2 separate regions of the Homo sapiens genome follow, and region 1 is linked to region 2. Evidence: read pairs that join two places in POLR2A ChIA-PET (ENCODE). Cell type or tissue: PC-9. All regions are shown on one strand. Each heading gives the region's core, and the rest is flanking DNA. Links, peaks and the distances in the headings are about the cores only.

The links. ChIA-PET counts read pairs that join two places held together with the same protein. Peaks named below come from ENCODE experiments on the same cell type or tissue, not always from the same donor. Only the 100,000 strongest peaks of a DNase experiment are listed, where the experiment ranks them.
Region 1: POLR2A ChIA-PET joins it to region 2 with 6 read pairs; 2 of 35 experiments call an interaction of 5 or more read pairs at or near these places.

The regions. Positions count from the first base shown.
Region 1 is chr15:69,905,122-69,907,936 of GRCh38, forward strand. No RefSeq gene overlaps it. Among named protein-coding and RNA genes, the nearest start is that of LINC00593, 71 kb to the left of the region's middle. In PC-9, for the core only: no CTCF peak of the experiment used is centred there; a DNase peak (open chromatin) is centred at 1,310.
Region 2 is chr15:70,642,470-70,645,284 of GRCh38, forward strand. It overlaps LOC107984791 (a long non-coding RNA gene), which reads right to left. Exons shown (of 3, transcript XR_001751595.2): 3 at 1-2,364. Among named protein-coding and RNA genes, the nearest start is that of SALRNA2, 8.6 kb to the left of the region's middle. In PC-9, for the core only: no CTCF peak of the experiment used is centred there; DNase peaks (open chromatin) are centred at 1,122 and 1,452; H3K27ac peaks cover 1,525 bases.

The DNA of each region.
Region 1 (2,815 bases), core at 225-2,724, 740 kb before region 2:
AATGGCGTGATCTTGCCTCGGCTCACTGCAACCTCTGCTTCCCAGGTTCAAGCGATTCTCCTGCCTCAGCCTCCCAAGTAGCTGGGATTACAGGCACCCACCAAGTTACTTCTTTATGCCTTAAAGCCCTTAAGAATTGCGAAGGACGGCCAGGCACGGTGACTCATGCCTGTAATCCCAGCACTTTAGGAGGCCGAGGCAGGTGGATCACTTGAGGTCAGGAATTCAAGACCAGCCTGGCCAACATGGTGAAACCCTGTCTCTACTAAAAATACAGAAATTAGCCAGGCGTGGTGATGGGCACCTGTAATCCCAGCTATTCGGGAGGCTGAGGCAGGAGAATGGTTTGAACCTGGGAGGCTGAGATTGCAGTGAGCCAAGATGGTGCCGTTGCACTTCAGCCTGGGGACAAGAGCGAGACTTTGTCTCAAAAAAAAAGAATTGTGAAGGAAGGGCTCGGGGGAGCTGGAGGAGTTGGAAAGAACTATGAGAACAGCACCTTGGGAGGAAGGATTCAGATGGATGGACTGGACAAGGGAGGAAAAGACGGAAAGGGGCCGTGGCATAACAAGGGGCAGAGCAGACTCCAAGACCAGCCATGCCACTCATTACATGGGACACAGAGGAGCTGTGCTGGGGACAGCCCAAGAGGAACGGAACGCTCATCTCTTCATGGGGATGGCATATAATCAGAGTCATTCAAAAATACATTTGACATCTCTATGTCCGGAAGAGTACACATGACTGGCCAATCATTCACACCCTACTCTACGTGATGACGGAGCAGTAGCTCCTCTGCATGCCCACAGCAACCCGAACAAATGTGCACTGAGCACCCATCACATTGTTTTAAATTTAACTTTATGTCTGCGTTGCTTTAAAGAAATCTAATTATCTGAGGGCAGGGGTGTGCCACCATAATGTCATTTATAATAGTTCTATAGCTGCCTCCTACTGAGCATGTATTAAGTGCCAGGCACTGTTCTAAGTATTTGGCAGGCATTATTTCTTTATAGAAGTCCTATGGGGCAGGCACCAATTTACAGATGAGGAAACCAAGGCCCAGAGAAGTTACATAATAATTTGCCTAAGGTGATAATGTCAAAGTAGCCAGAGATTTTCATCAGATTTTGTTCAACTCTATGTCCCCAAGGCCTAGTACACTACCTGGGACCCAGCGGATTGCCAATGTGTATTGACTGAAAAGGTCCGTGGATGGACGCAGCCTGACCCTCCCAGGCAATTGTGTCAGGCTGGCCTGTGAGTCACTGTAAAATGTTTGTATCTTGGCTCACCCTTTGCTTGAAAATGGCCTCTCCTAGGCATGTCCCCAGGCAAAATGCTGCAGTGCAACAAATAAACTAACAAAATACTCCGTGGCTGCTGGAGCAAGCCACAGCCAATGTGTTGAAGGCAGGACAGCAGATGTCTTTAGAGGTAAAGTGATGGACAAACCATTTTGAAAGGAAAAATAAGTGGAAGTGACCAGTCAATTGGCCCAGGAAGACTCAGCCAGCCAACCAACAAGTCAACCAGGCGTGTGCTATATATAACTAAGAATCCAGACTTTTCCGAGATTTACACTGAAAATGCAAGCTTTGAAAGTTGGAACAAACCTCATTCAAATCCATTGTGTCTAAAACAAATGTTGGAATTTGTTAGGAGATTATTTAGAAAAGTAAGATTAAGTCCTTGTTTAAAAACTTATAATTACTTCCATTGTTTAAAAAAATACCGCAACATGGATGAACCTCAGAAACATTATGCAAAGTAGAAGTCAGACACAAAAGACCACATGTTGTATGATTCTATTTATATGAAACGTCCAGAAAAGGCAAATCTATAGAGACAGAAAGCAGATTAATGGTTGCCTGAGGCTGGGAGTGGGAATTGCGATTGACTGCAAACAGACACAAGGATCTCTGTGGGGTGATGAGAACGTTCTAAAACCGGATTCTGATGATGACTGCACAATTCTGTAAATTTACTGAAAATCACTGAATTATACACTGAAAATGAATGAATGTTATGATATGTAAGTCATACTTCAATAAAGCTGCTTTTTTCTTTTTTCTTTCTTTCTTTCTTTTTTTTTTTTTTTTTGAGACAGTTTCACTCTTGTTGCCCAGGCTGCAGTGCAACGGCATGATCTTGGCTCACTGCAACCTCTGCCTCCCGGGTTCAAGTGATTCTCTTGTCTCAGCCTCCCAAGTAGCTGGGATTACAGGTGCCAGCCACCAAGCCCAGCTAATTTTTGTATTTTTAGTAGAGACGGGGTTTCACCATGTTGGCCAGGCTGGTCTCGAACTCATGACCTCAGGTGATCCACCTGCCTCAGCCTCCCTCAGTGCTGGGATTACAGGCATGAGCCACCGCACCCAGCCCTAAAGCTGCTTTAAAAAAAAAAACAAAAAACAAAAAAAACCTCTTGAAAACAACAAAGAAATTGATAGTTCATAAAATCTCTATGCAAAAGATCATAGAAATCATTGAATCCAGTTTTATAGAAGGCAGGGAAATGCTGATAGAAGCTAATAGGAGAGAGGAGTTGCATGAAGCTTGAATCCAGGCCCCTTGGCTCCCAGGTAGACCTATCCTCTTCCTCACAGAGCTTGTTTGGGGTATCTAACTGAAGGGGCGATTTCCCTTCACATGTCCACACTCTCTATGTGGATGTTGGACACTGATGCTAGCTGCTGTCTCCCTAGGTCAGTAAGAGGATCCCTGGGAGCCCTCCTGGGTAAGTTCCTGTAATGGGCCAAGTGGAGAAAGAAGCTAGGCTGGTGAGACCCTGCCCATCCCTCTGGACCCCAAG
Region 2 (2,815 bases), core at 12-2,511:
TTCAAGCTTTTTTCCTGCCTCAGTCTCCCAAGTAGCTGGGATTACAGGCATGTGCCACCATGCCCAGCTAATTTTTGTATTTTTAGTAGAGACGGGGTTTCACCATGTTGGCCAGGCTGTTCTTGAACTCCTGACCTCAGGTGATCCTCCCACCTTGGCCTCCCAAAGTGCTGGGATTACAGGCGTGAGCCACGACACCCGGCCAGAGCTGGTCACAGTTCTTATGAGATGTTGGATTGCCTCCCTTCAGGGGAATGGATGAATTTGGTTTTTATGATATGATGGGTAGGAGGGAGGGATTTTTGTTTTGTCATATTTTGGTTTTGAAGTATAAATGTAGAAAGAAGAAATATTGTTGATAAGGTAAAATTTCTAAATAACGCACCATCTCATACTGCAAACTTGAATATAACACAACTAGTGATTGCCGCTGTCCTCTGCCCAACCCCTGTTTAAATGCAGGCAGGCTAAATTTCTTATCCTCTGCAGCAGGACTGAGAAATATGGAGGAAGGATGAAGCCAAGTAGGAAATAGCAGACACCAGGCAGCCCTTGTTTGGGAAGGATGAGAGATGGAGATTATGCTCCTACATCCTTGGTATTCTCCCCGGATCAGGGCAATGAAATGGGAACCAATCAAGTGGGAGAGTTTTAGAAGCACTGTAACTGTTCTGGAATCCATTCCGACTGCAGAATCCAGAATCATTTTCTTGATATTTAAGCTAGGGGTTGACAGCTGCCCCAAATGGTACCAGATGGCACCCGGGACCAGGACACAATTAAATCCTGCAGTAGGACTCTCAGAACTCTCGTCCAGCTAGCTGTGCTGTCTCACTCAGTTATTTCACAATAATACAACCCCTCCTTCTATAAGCTTTGATTCGTTTTGGAACTTACTATGGCATTAGAGCAGGGTTTATGGTATCAGCTACCAAAGGGAAGGGCTTTCATAGATATTTGTGTTTTGTTTTTAATTTTTGGCTTCCCAAAGCTTGAGCCCACTTGTGTAATTAGGAAATTCCCACCTTATGAATCTTAGTATTCCCACCTTATGAGTCTTATGAAGCTGTGCTGATAATGCCCAGAACCCACTTCTCCAGCCTCCTTTGCAATTAGTGTATAAGCCACATGGCCGAGGAATAGCCTGGATGGCAAACCCGCCCTGAATCTGGCATTCAGTGGTAACAATGGCATCTCCACCGAGCCCTTCTGACGGTTTGGCTGGATAGCCTGCATACAGTCTTTCCATCTTTTGAGTGATTCCTGAGTTACCTAATATTTTTCCAATAATTACTTTTCTTCTTAAATCAGACGACTATTTTTGTAATTAAAACCCTTAGTTCATGCTACACAAATATATTCTAAGGGGAAGTAGCAGAGTCCCATTTCAACTTTTGGACCAATGACCCAGGAAGTAAGCCAGGCCACTTGGAAAAACTATGGAATTCTTTTTGAATGAGTCTGCTTGTAATGTCACTCTGCTACTTCCTTGGTGAGCTATTTGAACTCTCTGCCTTTAACCTCCCCTTTGTTCATAGGGCTCGTCCTCCAGTCACTACTGTAGAGGCAGGAGGGGAGCTCTTATATCCATAGCTGCTTGATTCCCCCTGTATTTTGTCTTTCTGTTAATGCACATAAGCACATCATAGACTACATAACAGCAGTGTGAGGAGTTCAATACATGCATGTAGACATACATCTCAACCAAACTTAGTGTCAGAAAAAGCAACTTCAAAATTCCTAATTCAGTGAAAACAAGAAGAACATGGTTGGTCCAAATGCCACGACAAGCTCAACAATCACACCAGGAATAGAACCTCATAAAACTCTTGTGCTAAGAAGCAGTTTTGTGATAATCAAAGCATCTCTCTTTTCACTCAGGTCTAGGTACTGAGGTTAAGTTAGTTATACAAGGTCACACCAATAATTAGGAGTATACCTAGGAGCCAAACTCAAGTCTTGTTTACATTTGTACATTTCACAAAACTTTATAAATTCTCCATCATTAAATATGTCCTGGATTATCTAATCTACACACACACTGTCCAGTAAGAAGAAATTTCTGCAGAAAGTCTCAACTTCCAGTGAGCCCACTAATCTCTAAAAGACATGTCTTACTTGATTTAATGTTAATTTCTCCCCACAATGCATTCTCTTCCTCTTCCACGCAGTTCTATTTTGATGGATCCTGATAAGCCTTGTACCTAGGAAATTCTTCCAGGCTAGTTTTTCCACTACAGGCGCTGGCGTTTCCCACTGACCATCATCATAGCCGGTGCATAATGAGCCCACCAAGCTCTTGAATATGTCCAGAGCCAAATGCAGAAGAGAAAGGACTGACCTGGGCCACTGTTCAGTGTTTTACTGTAACACAAAACAATAGAAAGTGCTCTTTTATTCACTCAAGTCCTAAAGGTGCTGTACTCTGGATTAAAGAGGTAGCTTGGGGCAAACAGAAACCCCAAAAGACTCATGTTTTTCTTTGGCCTTAGGAAGCTCAGACCTGACTTTGTAGGCCAAGTTTGGTTATGGTATGAGGACTTTACACTTAGCTTTATCTTAATCCTCAATTGCCTAACATAATTACTTTTGTCTTATACATATTTCTGTAAGTCATTGTTTATTTTTCTGAAGAACAAGGTAAATTACTTTCACCATTTTTTTTTTATTTTGAAATAGTCACCAAAAGTTTTCAAGATATTACAGAGAAGTTTAGTGTGCCCTTTACCCAGTTTCACTAAATGGTTACATTTTACATAAATAATCAAAATCAAGAAATTGACACTGGTGCAATATGTATATGTGTAGTTCTAGG